2 separate regions of the Homo sapiens genome follow, and region 1 is linked to region 2. A link is a loop called in an ENCODE intact Hi-C map of the cell type or tissue named here. Cell type or tissue: PC-3. All regions are shown on one strand. Links, peaks and the distances in the headings refer to the core of each region. The heading gives the core; the rest is flanking DNA.

Region 1 (5,388 bases), core at 64-5,063, 66 kb before region 2:
GATGTGGCTGCTACTGGCTTCTCCAAAATGAAATTGGAGCAGTCCCTGCTTCTTTAGGCTTACAGCATCTGATTTGGTCAGTGTAGGCCATGTCTGGTCTGTGGCCTTGGTCGGGTGTCCATGCTGTGCCTGTAAAGGAGGTTATGGAAACCGTTATTAGGCATTTTCAGCTTCATAGTTAGAAGCAGGCACATCTTCCCCTCTAATAGGTGGGGACACACTATCATTGAAGGTTGGTAAAAAAAGGTTGAAAATTATCATCAATAATTCTCAATTGGTGTTCTTTTCCCCCAGGTGATGGTCTTTAAAAGATTGTTACTTGAGAATCACAAAACTAATATTCTTTTTCTTCTCTTGGCCTGAAATATTGAGGGTTAAGGAGGAAAATAATTGGTCCTCTCTTCACATAGCCTGATAGAATTTTGGCTGGGAAAATAGGAAGATGGGAAATAGGAAGATGCAGTTAGAGAAATAACTGCCAATGCCAATATTTATGCCTGTAAGTACCAATTTTTAATCTTCTACTTTGATTATTAAAGTATACAATCTCTTTCCAGGGTCTTAGTTTTTCTCAAAAATGATTTAACACACTAACAGTTTCTGGATGAAAATAACAATGTATTGTTCTTGTATTTTCTAGAATCAGAACAGTAAGTTAGGGCTAGCCACAAAGATATACATGCCTAAAAGGAAGTTAATATAAACCATTTCTACCAATCCAATTGTATTAGTTTGCTAGGGTTGCTGTAACAAAATACCACAGACTTGGTGGCTTAAACAACAGAAATTTATTGTCTCACAGTTCTGGAACTACATGTCCAAGCTCAAGGTCTCAGTAGGGTTGGTTCCTTCTGAGGGAAGGATTTGTTCCAGACCTCTCTTCTTGGCTTGTAGACAGCAACCTTCTCCCAGTGTCTACACGTTGTTTTCTCGCTGTAACTGTTTTTGTGTTCACATTTATTCTTTTTATAAGGATACAAGTCCTGCTGGATTACAGCCCATCCTAATGATCTCATTTTAACTTGATTACCTCTGTAAAGATTTTATCTCCAAATAAGGTAACATTCTGAGGTACTGGGGATTAGTACTTCAACATATGAATTATGGGGCAGTGGGACACAATGTACCCATAACATGAATCTTTTTGGTGATCTAAATAAAATTTGTGTTTAAGAGAGAAGGCAAGGAAGCTGCAAACAACCAGATTGGCTGTTTTGACTTGTGATTTGGGAAAAAAGTAGTGCTGAGGTCCAGGGGTTTGAGATGATAGGATTCCTAAATGTGGGCAGGACCAGGAAGACCTCTCTTAGTTCAGAATTGAAGGTTGTAATATTTTTAAAGAATAATTTGTGGACAAGATCTAAGCACTTAAATCTAAGCAGAATTTAGTAACTATGTGTCCTGTATGTAGCACTAAAAAACTTTTCTCTTTTTTATAATTTAAAAATGTGGAACTTCTCCAATTCTCTTTCTAGGTGCTAAAACTAATTCTGAAAACAATTTGGCAATTAATATTATAATAGAACTTAATCCAACTCATTTTACTAAATTTTGCTTTGATTATAGAAAATTATATACAAAATCTCAAAATGTTTGAGTATTTTTACATGAATTCATCCAATCAAATTAAACCACATTTTTTAGCACCTACATATAAAGCAAGGTTCAGTAAAAAGAAGTTCTTAAGTTAGAAAATTTCGATGAAATCTCAAATCTTCCTGCCTTATCCACCACTCAGGACTCAGAGACAATAAGGTAAACTATATAAAGCTCTATGAGTCCAAACTATGAGCAAAGACTCTCACTTTTAACTTGCATAGACATTTGGCATATTCTCTGTTGGTCTCAAGCACTTCAGAATTAAAACAGAGATGATTGCTGAGATGTTGCAAGGAATTAATAATATATGTAAATACAGTGGACCCTTGAACAACACAAGGTTGAACTTCACAGGTTCACTGACAGGTGGATTTTTTTCAACCAAACACAATGGAAAGATAGTATTCACAGGATACAAAACCCACATATAGTGGGGGCCGACTTGAGTATGCATGGATTTTGGTATAAGCTGGCGTTAACCAAGGGATTACTGTACTGTCACATTTTATGAAACAGTTTTGCTAAAATTACAGCTTTAAACTTTTTTTTTTAATAGATTGAAATCTAAGAGAGTTGACTCTCCCTTCTGAGTCTCCTTTGTACTCTGTCTCTTTAGGTTCCTACCACATTCTACCTTGCATTTTGGCAAATAACACATATATTTCTACCATCCTCTGCACTAGGATTATGGGAAGAATATATTTTCTTCCCTTCATTTTCTTTGGGAGCTTCCTCTTAGTACCTTGCTGAGTAAGAGTCACTATAAATGTGAACTTTGAGACATTTGAATGTGAATGAGCAAAGCAACCACATGATGGCAGCATGTTAAAAGAATAAAGAATTATTTACTTGAAGCCATCCTTTTAATTTTTAAAATTTGGTATGAACAAAGAAGAAAACCTCATATCTACCTGCTTTGTGAATCCCGTATTCTAGTCAACTCTTACAGATGCAGGAGATGAAGTGAAGTGACCAGTTTCAAATCTCAAAAACAATAAGGAACAAAAGAACAGAGAGCTCTGTGTTCTTAGATTTTAAGCTAGAACCAGACAGTCAGTCTGACTCATTCTTAAAGCTGACAGTTTTTGGTATTCAGTATGGGGATTATTTGGTGAATTATGCAAAGCAGAATGATAACTTATGGATAGTGCCTAAAATTAATGTCTAGTAGTTACACAGATGTTTTTGGTTGCTCCGCAGATTACTGAAAAAACAAAACAAAACAAAAACAAAAACAAAAGAGCTCTCAGTTATCTACATGTGCATATAATGTGTTTTTGAATGAATCACCAAAACATTGCAATGATTAATTTGAACATCTTTGCTTTGTCATCTGTGATTAAGGATTTTTTTTTCATTAGCAAACAAGTAAGTCAACATTTGTTGAAAGTCTCCAACTGCATGATAATTGCCTAGGTAGGAGAGAGAAAATGAGAGAAAGCTTTTGTATTGGAAAAGTCTAGATGGGATTAATTCAAGGCCTAAACAATGTCATAGACATATCTGCCATTTTTACACTCTCATTTCTGTTTTCTTTTGCATTGGCTGTATTCCCAACCATGCTTTCTTTTGTGATAGCAAACACGACTCTAGGCTACTGGTTTATCTACTTCAAAAAGGCACGGTGGCTCACACCTGTTATCCCAGCACTTTGGGAGGTCGAGGGGGGCAGATCACGATGTCAGGAGTTTCAGGTCAGCCTGGAAAACATGGTGAAACCCTGTCTCTACTAAAAATACAAAAATTAGCTGGGCGTGGTGGTGGGCACCTGTAATCCCAGCAACTTCGGAGGCTGAGGCAGGATAATTGCTTGAACTCAGGAGGCAGAGGTTGCAGTGAGCCGAGATCGCGCCACTGCACTCCAGCCTGGGCGATAGAGCAAGACTCTGTCTCAAAAAAAAAAAAAGGGGGGTTCTCTTTCTCAAAGATCTCAGCAAAAGTTCTGGGGCTCGCTCCTATTGGCCAGGCTTGTGTCACTTACAAATTCCTGAACCATTTTCAGTGCTAGGAAAAATAGAGTGCTCTGATCTGCTAGGCAGATCACAGGCTCATTGCTAGACCCAGACTTGAACCACTCCCCCACTTCCCCAACATGAACTGATAATGGAAGAACAGAGGTTCCCCAAAGGAAAGCAAGGATGTTGTTACCAAAGCAAGGGGGAAGAAATGTCAGGCAGGCAGAAAAAATAGCTATCCACTAAAAGAAATTTAAAAGATGCAATCCTTACCTTCAATAAGTTTATAAACTTGAAAAGAATTATGAACTGAATAAATATTATCAAAAACAATACATTTAAAGTTGCTTTAGAGCTTTTGAAATACTTATTTCATGTGATCCTTTCAAGAATATTTTTAGGTCAGTTCTATTTTGTAGTTAAAGTCAAAGAGAAACACAGACATTAAATTATTTGCTTACCTGATGCTTATCATGCCCAATGTAGAGCTTATATCAAAGTTGAAACTCATATTCATATTTCCCAAATGACAGTAGTTTTACTTATATATGATAGTAAGATTTATGAATATTTATATATGGGTGGTAGAAAATATGTTTATATTATATGATCTAATATGCAAGAATCAAACTATGTTTGACATGAGAAAAAAAATCACCTAGCACGGAGTTTCTCAAATTGTGTTCTGCCTACATTATAATTTCCCAGGTTGTTTGTTATGAATTTCAAGGCTTCATTCATGAATCAGAATATCTACAGATGGGGCCCCAGCAATTCGTCTTTTTTAACAAGAGGCTCAGGTGATTTTTATGCAGTGATGTTTAAGAACCTCCAACAACATATTTAACTGCAGCCTTAGAGACCTTATACTTATAGAAATGAAAACAGAGATCCACAAGATATTTCTCAGGTTTTGTATCCTATTCTGGTCACCTTTCCTTTTTTGTGCTTTTCTCTTCTTTCTAAGTTAAAATAGTCATCAATTAGAAAGGTTAGGAATTATACCATCATTATATCTAATTTGTGATCTTCCAGATTAATCAGTGAAAAAGAGTATTAGTTTTCACAGCAAATAACTAAAACTCAAAACTTAGAATTAAAAAGGATCTTAGCTGAACTGCCCTATGCTCAGATAAGGAAATCAATTTCTCAAAAAATAAAGTGACTTGCATAGCTAAGTCAATTAGTATTGACAGCCCTTTTAGAATCTACTCATTTTTTTTTTATTATCATACTTTAAGTTTTAGGGTACATGTGCACTTTGTGCAGGTTAGTTACATATGTATACATGTGCAATGCTGGTGTGCTGCACCCACTAACGCGTCATCTAGCATTAGGTATATCTCCCAATGCTATCCCTCCCCCCTCCCCCCACCCCACCACAGTCCCCAGAGTGTGATATTCCCCTTCCTGTGTCCATGTGATCTCACTGTTCAATTCCCACCTATGAGTGAGAATATGCAGTGTTTGGTTTTTTGTTCTTGCGATAGTTTACTGAGAATGATGGTTTCCAATTTCATCCATGTCCCTACAAAGGACATGAACTCATCATTTTTTATGGCTGCATAGTATTCCATGGTGTATATGTGCCACATTTTCTTAATCCAGTCTATCATTGTTGGACATTTGGGTTGGTTCCAAGTCTTTGCTATTGTGAATAATGCCGCAATAAACATACGTGTGCATGTGTCTTTATAGCAGCATGATTTATAGTCATTTGGGTATATACCCAGTAATGAGATGGCTGGGTCAAATGGTATTTCTAGTTCTAGATCCCTGAGGAATCGCCACACTGACTTCCACAATGGTTGAACTAGTTTACATTCCCACCAAC
Region 2 (5,388 bases), core at 102-5,101:
TGGGAACAGCTCAAGTGAGTTCTGCCCTCAGTCTCAGATCTTGAAGGGCCCTGTAAGCCTGGTAAGTATTTGGGTCTTTATTCTAAAAACAGTTGAAGGCAATTAAAGATTTTAACTTAGGAGTAATAAGATTGGCTCTGGGTGGGGAATTCATTCCAAGTGGCAGCTAATCTTTTTGGGTTGTTTGGTTTTGTTTTTTTGAACCTCCGCCTCCCAGGTTCAAGCAATTCTCCTACCACAGCCTCCCGAGTAGCTGGGACTATAGGCGCATGCCGCCACGCCCAGCTGATTGTTTGTATTTTAGTAGAGATGGGGTTTCACGATGTTGCCCAGGCTGGTCTTGAACTCCTGAGCTCAGGCAATCCACCTGCCTTGGCCTCCCAAAGTGCTGGGATTACAGGCGTGAGCCACCACACCCTGCCCTAATCTTTTTTAAGAGTGCAATCTGATTGTCATTCTCCTGTTTAAAAACATTTAGTGACTTCTTCCCGCTGTCAGAATGGCTTCTAAACTTTTAATAAGGTTTACAAGGCCCCTCTTGAACTAATCCCTCCTACTTTCCTAGGCTCATCTTTGATTATCATGGCCCCCCCGCCGCCCCTCCCCTGCCCTTTTCTTCCTACTTCTGCTCCCACCACACTCCTCCCCTGCTCCAGCCCAGGACCTTTCATGCTTTTTTTTGACCTCGACCAAGTAAATAATTCTTAGCATTTTACAGTGTGACTCAGTATGCATTTACACACATATACATATATCAGATAAAAGCTTTATGGAGCAATGGAGGAGGAATTCTAGTATTTTCCCTTTTCTTTCTTATAAATGTGGGTTTACACTTACCAAACTGACTTCATGACCCACTCTGCTCAGTAGTTCTTTCATGAGCCAGTTCTCCCTTTTTGTCTGAGACTTTGCACATGTGCTTACTTCTGAGTAAAGCACTTTCTTCCTGCTCTGCTGCTTGCCAGGGAATTCCTGCTCTACTTTCCGTCTCAACCAGAAAGTCTCAGGGAATCTTTGTTAACTTCTCAAGTCCAGCTTACGCACTATTTCTGACTTTTCGTTGCCTTCTCTCTGCCTGTTCTCCACACCTACCTCCCTTTCTTTTTTTTCCTTTTTCACAACTATTTATTGAAAGCCTACTATATGCCAGGCACTGTTCTAGGCATGGGGGTAGGGCTGCCTTCATGGGGCTCTGTGCTCAGAGGACCCCCACACTTGGTTTAACGCTCTGCTATTGCTGCCTTGAACATCTTAATATTTTTTTATCAAGGGGTCTCACATTTTCATTTCATACCGAGCCTCACAAATCATGTAGCCAATCCTGCAATGGGGGTGCAAGGTACAAAATAGACCCAAATTCCTACCCTCGTAGAGTTCACATTTTCGTGCTTACTGCAAACTCATCTCTTTCCTTAGCAGTTGTCTCAATGTACAGTATTTGACTATTTACCTTCCTGTCATCCCAACTAGTCTCTAAACTCCTAGAGGGCAAATACTCCTTTGCCCAACTATTTCCAGTGTATATTATACTGCCTGGAACCCTTTAACCTTGTATACACTAACAAGTTTATGTAGAATGAATGAATGAACAAATATGTTGCCTCCAACCCTTGTCCTATAATACATGGCTCCCTTGATCAATGCTATCCTTGAGGCTGCTTTGACAAGTTTTCGCTTGTATTAAAGCTCTGTCACTGGCTATGAAGCCCATCAACTCTGAAGTGATAACTTTAGAAGAGTTACAATTTTATGTACATTAGTGAGTTTTATTTACACTTATGATTGTGATTAATTCACCAAGCAGATGACCTCCACCAAGAATTTGAGGCCCAAGTATCATTCTCAAAGTGAGCACAGAAAGTTTGAAATGTTTTTGAGATGATTAATGACTTCAACTGGAAGAGATAAAAGCAGAGGAAGAGCATCAGGACTTGAGAATGCAGGGAAACTGAGATGAAAAGCTTGTCTTATGCTTTTTAATTCTCTTTAAAATATAACCTAGTTACTCTAGAATTTATTTGTAATAATATTGGTTCAAACTTGAAGATAGAGTTATAGGATGACTTCTTAAGATGTCATAATCATCAGTTGGGCATCATTATTTTCCTGAGGAAACCAATTTTAGTCTAATAACCCCAGTATTTAAAACTCCAGGATGTTTGTTTTTTGTCTGTATCTGGTTTGAAGAATGGCATACAGGTTATGTTCAAATACTTGAAGTTTCTGTATACCTTAAAGCACTTTTAAGGGTTAATAAAAATACATGTCCTATCCTTATCACTTACCTTTTACTGCCATCCTGTGGCAAATTTATTTTCTAGATAAAAATCCATTTGCAAAACCACGTTTTTTATTTTTATCATGGATCACGGTTTCAGATTTTATCAGTCCTCAGTTAACACAGGCACACCATAATACACACATATTTAGCAGCATTTTGCTTTACTGGCATGTTCCACAATGCAGTAGCATACAGTTTATAATTGTGAGATTTCACAAAACATTTTTCTAAAGGACTCTCCTCAATTATCTCCTTATTTCTTTCCTCAGTGGGTTTTCAGTGGATGCTTGGGCAGTAACAGTTTATCATAGCTTCAGTGAGACTTCCTTGGTTGTCTCTCTGTATTTGGAATACTTACAGATACTTTCCGCTGGAACCCAGATTTGGATTTCCTTTCTTGGATGTCCTCTCTTCTGATCTTCTAGACTTCTACTAAGTTCCAGCATTCTTATTGGCGAGATAAAAGGCACAAGCAAGATCAGGCAGGGTGCTTATGACAGAATGTGCTCATGTGTCGCCTGGTTTTGACCATCTCAGGTCAGCATCTCTGGATAAGCAGGGTCCACATGGGGCTCGGGGAGATAGCGGGCAATAGTGTCCTTGTTTGGAGTTTGACGTAGCCTCTGTGACTAGGAGGCTGACAGCAGGCAGGTTTCACAAGGGTAAGTTTTGTTCATGCTGTCTACCCTAAACCATTAGGACCTAGATTCTATTATAGTGGAAAATAATAAGTCTGAAAAATAATAACAACAATGCTAATGGCTAATCCTTTGGAGTCCTAATTTATATGCCATGCCATGTTCTAAACACTTTACATGCATTATTTCATATTTCAAACTATCCTATGAGTAGAGGCCATTATTATTCTTATTTTACAAATTAAAAAAAAAAAAGCCCCGAGTCTTACAGTGACAAGATGCCTTGTTTAAGTTTACTCAGCTGTGGACTGGAGGGCTGGTGGACCCAATGAGTGAGTGAATAAAGTGTTAGGTTGGATGCCCAGTGTATGTACTTCAGTTTTTTCTTCCTTCTAAATCATTTCCTTACAGCTCAAGGAATCTTCCAGAAGTTGCATTTTCTTTAATTTTTCTTATACCTCATTCAATATAACTTTCTCTTATTTGTTTGGAAAGAAAACCTAGGGATCATGAGATGTCCTTCATTTATCCTGGGCCAGGTACTAGTAGTAAAGTTGTACTGTTTTTCTACTGAAAAAAGTACATCTCCAGTCTTTGACAGCACTTGGACTGATAATCAACTTGGAAGCAAAAAATGTTTCCCTAGACCAAAGAGAGAGTCCCATTTTCTTTCTTTCTTTCCTTCACTCCTTCCCTCCCTCCTTCCCTCCCTCCTTGCCTCTCTCCTTGCCTCCCTCCTTCCCTTCTCTCTGTCTCTGTCTCTCTCTCTCTCTCTCTCCCTCCCTCTCTTTCTTTTTCTCTCTTTCTTTATTTCTGTTTTTTATTTTTTTGACAAGGTCTCACTCTGTCAGCCAGGCTGGAGTGCAGTGGTGCGATCATGGCTCACTGCAGCCTAGACCTCCCGGGCCCAAGCAATCTTCCCATCTCAGCTTTCCAAGTAGCTGGGACTACAGGCATGCATCATCATGTCTGGCTAAGTTTTTTATATTTGGTAGAGACAGGTTTCACTATGTTGCCCAGGTTGGTCTCAAACTCCTGGGCTCAAATGATTCTTCCGCCTCGGCCTCCCAAAGTGCCAGGAGTCCTATACCTAAATCATTCACTGATAACCATAATAGGGGACCCCTCTAGACAATTTTTGGTCAAAACATCATGCTAAAGTAAACTAACCACAGAATTTATTTTAATGTACATTTATTTTCTGCTTTTGGTTTTGTGGAAAATTCAAGTGTTTAATTTCCTGCCACTTGGCTGTTAACATGACACTCTTATACTGGTAACAGACACTGTTGTGCAGGATTGGATGGGGTTTAGTATGTCCAAATGATATTTCATCATTCTAGGATTATGTTCAGTCTCTTTCTCTAATGCATGCTGGACACAACATGACCTTGTTTGCTGGTTCTGATTTTCCAAAGGACCTTTGACATTCTTTCAGAATAAAGGTTCCCTATTGAAATTTTAGCTACATATCTTATTCTGCATTTTTATTATGCTGCTTTAACTACTGTCCCATAAATTGATCTTCATCAAACTTTTTTTTCTCATTCATGATTCAACTTATTTCATGGTGCTCGGAGGGTCTGTCCATATGTAATAATAAACAAAATAGCCTTATATTTTATATCTGTAATGATAAATATTTATTGCATGTTTACTATATGCCAGGCACTGTTCTAAGTGCTTTATGTGTCTGTCTCATTTAATATTCACAACCCTATAAGATTTTTACTATTATCGTCTCCAATCATAAAATACTTCATACTTCCTCCATAGAGGAGAAGAGTGATGCAAGCATGGAGAAATGAATCAATTCACCCAAAGTCACATAGTTTGAAGCAGCAGAAGAAATGTATGTGTAATAAATATTAATTGCTTTTGAAATTTTATATCCTAAATTAAAGCTATTTTAAAACAAATCAAAAGAAGAAATATAATCTTAATCCCTTATATCTCATTCCACATCTGGTTTTGATCACTTGTATGTCAACAGAATCGTTTTTCTGTATCAGATTCTCCCCTGGCCACCAGCTTAATAAGGGATTGTATTAGTCCGTTTTCATGCTGCTGATAAACACATATTGGAGACTGGGCAATTTACAAAGGAAAGAGGTTTAATGGAGAACTCACAATTTCCACGTGGCTGGGGAAGCCTCACGAAGATGGTGGAAGGCAAGGAGGAGCAAGTCCCATCTTACTTGGATGGCGGCAAGCAAAGAGAGAGCTTGTGCAGAGAAACTCCCTTTTTTAAAACCAGCAGATCTCGTGAGACCCATTCACTATCACAAGAACAGCATGGGAAATACCCGCCCCCAGGGTTCAATCATCTACCACCAGGTCCTTCCCACAGATGCGGGAATTATGGGAGCTACAAGATGAGATTTGGGTAGGGACACAGAACCAACCATATCAGGGACCATTGAAGGGGCACTGGCAGCACAATAATGAGACAAAACCCACAGTCTGCAT

Evidence for each region. A loop is a pair of places that touch in the nucleus more often than their neighbours do. Peaks named below come from ENCODE experiments on the same cell type or tissue, not always from the same donor. Only the 100,000 strongest peaks of a DNase experiment are listed, where the experiment ranks them.
Region 1: it touches region 2 in a loop (12-fold over the local background); 9 of 110 quality-filtered maps call a loop at or near these places.

Annotation. Positions count from the first base shown.
Region 1 is chr4:99,995,756-100,001,143 of GRCh38, forward strand. All of the region lies in intron 1 of H2AZ1-DT (H2AZ1 divergent transcript), which reads left to right. Among named protein-coding and RNA genes, the nearest start is that of H2AZ1-DT, 48 kb to the left of the region's middle. In PC-3, for the core only: CTCF peaks have their summits at 2,419 (motif pointing right) and 2,621; no DNase peak of the experiment used is centred there; H3K4me3 peaks cover 844 bases; H3K27ac peaks cover 1,319 bases.
Region 2 is chr4:100,061,239-100,066,626 of GRCh38, forward strand. No RefSeq gene overlaps it. Among named protein-coding and RNA genes, the nearest start is that of H2AZ1-DT, 110 kb to the left of the region's middle. In PC-3, for the core only: a CTCF peak has its summit at 2,301 (motif pointing left); no DNase peak of the experiment used is centred there; H3K27ac peaks cover 921 bases.